Regions from separate parts of the Homo sapiens genome. Here region 1 is linked to region 2. A link is a loop called in an ENCODE intact Hi-C map of the cell type or tissue named here. Cell type or tissue: natural killer cell. All regions are shown on one strand.

Region 1 (2,500 bases), 570 kb after region 2:
TGTTTGAGGGACGGCCACGACTGGCAGCATGGCGTGGACGAGTGGAGGCTTTCCTGGGTGCTGAGCTATGCCAGGAGGCCCACAGCATCATCTTGAGCATCCTGGAACAGGCGGCCAAGAAAACCCTCCCAACACCCTCACCAGAGGCCTATCAGGCTATGCTGCTTCGAATCGCCAGGATCCCCTGAAGGGTCTGGGATGGGGGCCAGGAGATTAGCAACAAGGATTCATTCTGTTACTTACTTGCCCCTTTTTATCTTTCCCTCTTGCCCCAGTCCCTTCTCTCCAGCTTCATGTGAAGCTCTGCACAGACAAGACACTCAGTGTCCTTGGCAGTGCTGCTACTCCTCAGGTGCAGCATACATAACCAGTAAGAGACTAAATCTGCAATATATAAAGAGCTCCTACAAATCAGTAACATGAAGAACACTCAAAAATTGGCAAATGTCATCAGTGTTTTAAACAGAATAAAGATTCCAAACACTTTGAATAGAGAACCAAGAGTTATTGGTTTTACTACATTGTTGTGTTATACATATGGAGTAAAAGTATGTGCTAGTAATCCTCATCATGGTTAATAACAAAGTAACCTCACAATAACGAGTCAACATAATTGTATCACCAGGGCAACAAAATGTTAAGTAAGTAACCAATTCGAATTGCAAACTGTTAAAGGATATAGGCGATGTTTCACAGGGCATAGCAACGGTCTTTGAAGTCTAGGAAACTTAAAAGATTTCTTTTAACAAGCATTCATGTCTTCTAGGACAGTTTTGTAATAACTGCAAATAGTAAGATTATACATTGTCACACAGACCTCCATGTATATCCATGGGATGGACCCCACCACAATGATTTTAACGGAGAGAACTTGATATAAAGAATTGGTAACCAGGCATTAGAGAACTCCGAAGACAGAGAGAATCCAGATTAACACGGAGGTAAACACTGCAAGAAGCTACCACCCCTAGGGCTGGGGGATCAAGGGAGGAATTAGGAAGACCAAGATGCTGGAGGGGCCCTGAAGAATTCAAACCTCCAAGAAAGGTGTTGCTCATCCCCCCTAGTATCACCTTCCAAGAAGGGCAGGTTTCCCCAGTTTGCCCTGAGGTCTTCACAGGAGGTCATGTGGCTGTGGATGCAGTTCTCAAATGTGACAGTAGATGTCACTGCCGACCAATAAACAGGATGTTCCAGACACACTCTGGGCTACCTGCCCACATGTCTTGTGGCCTTACGGCCCCCCATTTCCCAAGCCTGCCCTGTGCCCATCATGTGCCACTCTATCGGGGGACCTGCCCCAATAATCACGTAGGTTCTTTCCTATTTTTCCTAACCGTCAGCCGGCTTGAGAAATAAAGGGAGAGAGTACAAAAGAGAGAAATTGTAAAGCTGGGCATCCGGGGGAGACGTCACACGTTGGTAGGATCCGTGATGCCCCACAAGCCACAAAAACCAGCAAGTTTTTATTAGGGATTTTCAAAAGGGGAGGGAGTGTGCGAACAGGTGTGAGTGACAGACATCAAGTACTTAAGAGGGTAATAGAATATCACAAGGCAAGTGGAGGCAGGGCAAGATCACAGGACCACAGGACCGAGGCAAAATTAAAATTGCTAATGAAGTTTCGGGCACCATTGTCATTGATAACATCTTATCAGGAGACAGGGTTTTGAGACCAACCGGTCTCACCAAAATTTATTAGGTGGGAATTTCCTCTTCCTAATAAGCCTGGGAGTGCTATGGGAGACTGGAGTATATTTCATCTCTGCAGTCTCGACCATAAGAGACAGGCCACGCCCAGGGGTGCTGTTTATAAGCTGATACCTCCTGGTGCGTATTCTCTTTCTCAGGGACGTTCCATGCTGAGAAAAAGAATTCAGCGATATTTCTCCTATTTGCTTTTGAAAGAAGAGAAATGTGGCTCTGTTCCGCCTGGCTCACCAGCAGTCAGAGTTTAAGGTTATCTCTCTTATTCCCTGAACAATTGCTGTTATCCTGTTCTTTTTTCAAGGTGCCCACATTTCATATTGCTCAAACACACATCCTGTACAATGTGTGCAGTTAATGCAATTATTACAGGGTCCTGAGGCCATATACATCCTCCTTGGTTGACAGGATTAAGAGATTAAAGTAAAGACAGGCATAGGAAATCACAACGGTATTGATTGGGGAAGTGATAAGTGTCCATGAAATCTTTACAATTTATGTTTAGAGATTGCAGTAAAGACAGGTATAAGAAATTATAAAAGTATTAATTTGGGGAACTAATAAATGTCCATAAAATCTTCACAATCCACGTTTTTCTGTCATGGCTTCAGCCGGTCCCTCTGTTTGGGGTCCCTGACTTCCCGCAACACCACTCCTAGCCGGAAGTATTCCAAGTAACCATTGCAACTGTCCTGCCTTAAGGGTGCCTGGTGGTGGCTTCTGTCTTAGGTCCCATTCTGGCTCTCTCTTCCAGTGATTTCTCATATTTTGAGGGACACTCTGGCCTGCTTTC
Region 2 (2,500 bases):
TATAAAAGGATTTAGTGCAACAAATTACCTTCTATGATGATGGAATCTGGTCAGGCAAGTCTGATATCCACAGGACAAGCCATCAGAAAGGGCAGGCTGGAACTCTGGGCACAAACTGATGGCTGATGGCTAGTCTCGCACATAAATAACTATTGCTGCACCATGCCATGGACTACCAACTACCCTCTTTACCCTGACTCTATGGAAATAGAGTCATTGATGCCTTTAAGTTCAATCAAACTAGGGAAGAATTCTAAAAAAATCCAGAACCAATGCAGAAAACTCATCTTTAAGATTCTATTTTTCTAGAACCACTTTTGGCACCAAAATCTGTATCAGTCAGATTCAACTAGAGAAGCAGAACCAGTAGGGGATATATTGAGATTTATTGCAAGGAATTGACTTCAGTGATTGTAGGAGCTGGCTAGTCATGTCTAAACTCTGTGAGGCAGGCTATCAGAAGGGCAGACTGTCAGGAACTCTCGCCAAGCACTGGGCTGCTGTCCTCAGGCAGAATTTCTTCCTCAGGGAAACCCTTAGCTCTGTTCTTTAGGCCTTCTGACTAATCAGGTCAGGCTGACCCAGATTATCTGAGATAATCTCACTTACTTAGTCAATTGGGAATGGACTTCTGTCACATCTACAAAATACCTTCACAGAAATACCTAGATTAGTGTCTGATTGAATTACTGGTGACTGTGGCCTAGCTAAGCTGACACATCCAAAGACCATCCGACCCACCACAGCCTTGCTGTAGGCTCAGGGTCTCTGGATCAGCCCTCACCCTCTTCCCACTGGTGTACGGGATGGACAGCATCATCTGCCTAACCTCAAATCCACCTGCACAAGCAGTACCTGGGCATTTTTTTTTTTAGTTGAGGTAAAATTTACATAACAAACATTCTGAAGTATACAAATTCAGTGGCATTTAGTACATTCACCTCTACCTAGTCCCCAAACATTTCCAATACCCCAGAAGTAAGCAGCCCCTTACCCATTAAGAAGTCACTCCCCATGCCACTCTCCCCCTGCCTGGGAATTTTAAAACCAACCTGGACAATGTTATTGGGGAGAACCTGGACATGTTAAGCCTGCCACACTTGCTAATCCACTGGGGCAGAGGTGTCTTCCTCACCCCAAGGCAGGCACTGAAGCCGGCTACTCTTTCACGATGGTGGGGCTGTAGTTGGACTTGACAGCTTCGGCGAGCTCCCGTGCGTACATCTCATACCTGCCCGTCATCTGAAAGCAAAACACAGATGTACTTTAGAGGTTCTGGTTTTATAAATCCCCATCACTTACACGCCACCACCTCTTGCCACTGGAGGGCAGTCATGGGGCAGGAACGCATCAGGAAGGCTCGTTGACAGTGACCTCTTGGCACTGATTCTAGTACTGTGGCAAAGTTCACAGATGCTACAATGACTCATACAGCCCAGCATTGGCTGCTGTGACCCCTTCGACCTGTCTATCCAGAAAGTGTGGTCTGCTGAGGCAGGATGGAGAAGGGGAGTCCCGTGGTCCTGTTGCTCCCCAGAAGAGCATCCTACAGCCCAGAGAGGAGTGACCTGCTCCAGGTCACTAGCCAGTTGTAGAAAAGGCTGGGATTTGAACCAGGGGCTCCTGGATGGGCCTGGAGTTCTGTCTACTCCATGTGGCATCTCATCGTGGATACAGAGGCTGGTGGAGTTGGAAAGCCCACCCACAGTGCTCACACCCAGCACACCCTCCCTCCCTCCCTCCTTTCCCAAGGTGGATTACTCCCAAAAGCCTTGACAGGAGCTCAGGCCCATTACCAAAGTTGGGAAGGCTTCTGCTTCTAAGAAGTGTCTAATGAGAAAACATTTGGTTTACTGCTCCTGGGATACTTATTAAAAAGAGTTGGCCAGCATTCTTGGCTCCCTTCTGATTTGGGTGGAATCCTACATTCATCCTAGTTGCCCAGGAAGAGGAGAGAGAGGTCAGGAGACTCTCTCATGCCCAATACCTTGTTTGTCTGACAAGGATCCGAGACTGAGGAACCCATGCTCAGAAAACAGGATCAAGGCCAAAAGCCCATGTCTGGGTGGATTAGAGGCCCTGGTGGTCTTTTAGTCACACCGGGCAAAGTCAGTTATAACAATGGACATTTGCATATACAATTTGCTTATAAAAGGTTGCTGAGGCAGGGCACAGTGGCTTATGTCTATAATCCTGGTATTTTGGGAGCCCGAGGTGCGAGGATTGCTTGAAGCCAGGAGTTCAAGACCAGCCTGGGCAACATAGTGAGACTCGGTCTCTATAAAAAATTTTAAAAATTAGCTGGGTGTGGTGGTGGTGCACGCCTATAGTCCCAGTTACTCGGGAGGCTGAGGTGGGAGGATGGCTTGAGCCCAGGAGGTCAAGGCTGCCATGATCTATGGCTGTGCCATTGGTCCAGCCTAGATGACAGAGCCAAGACCTTGTCTCCATGCCCCCTACTCCACCAAAAAAGAAAAAGGGGTGCTGAGTTGGTGGAAAT

The links. A loop is a pair of places that touch in the nucleus more often than their neighbours do. Peaks named below come from ENCODE experiments on the same cell type or tissue, not always from the same donor. Only the 100,000 strongest peaks of a DNase experiment are listed, where the experiment ranks them.
Region 1: a loop joins it to region 2, with 12 times the contacts of the local background. A loop is called at or near these places in 2 of 110 quality-filtered maps.

Annotation. Positions count from the first base shown.
Region 1 is chr22:23,955,411-23,957,910 of GRCh38, reverse strand. GSTT2B (glutathione S-transferase theta 2B) reads left to right here. Exons shown (of 5, transcript NM_001080843.4): 5 at 1-497. The coding sequence ends at 188. Among named protein-coding and RNA genes, the nearest start is that of GSTT2B, 4.5 kb to the left of the region's middle. RefSeq lists enhancers at 812-1,419, 1,420-2,027, 2,028-2,500. In natural killer cell, a CTCF peak has its summit at 1,130 (motif pointing right); a DNase peak (open chromatin) is centred at 1,160.
Region 2 is chr22:24,524,453-24,526,952 of GRCh38, reverse strand. It overlaps UPB1 (beta-ureidopropionase 1), which reads right to left. Exons shown (of 10, transcript NM_016327.3): 10 at 1-1,242. The coding sequence ends at 1,159. Among named protein-coding and RNA genes, the nearest start is that of GUCD1, 29 kb to the left of the region's middle. RefSeq lists an enhancer at 1,035-1,214. In natural killer cell, CTCF peaks have their summits at 1,101 and 1,304 (motif pointing right); a DNase peak (open chromatin) is centred at 1,342.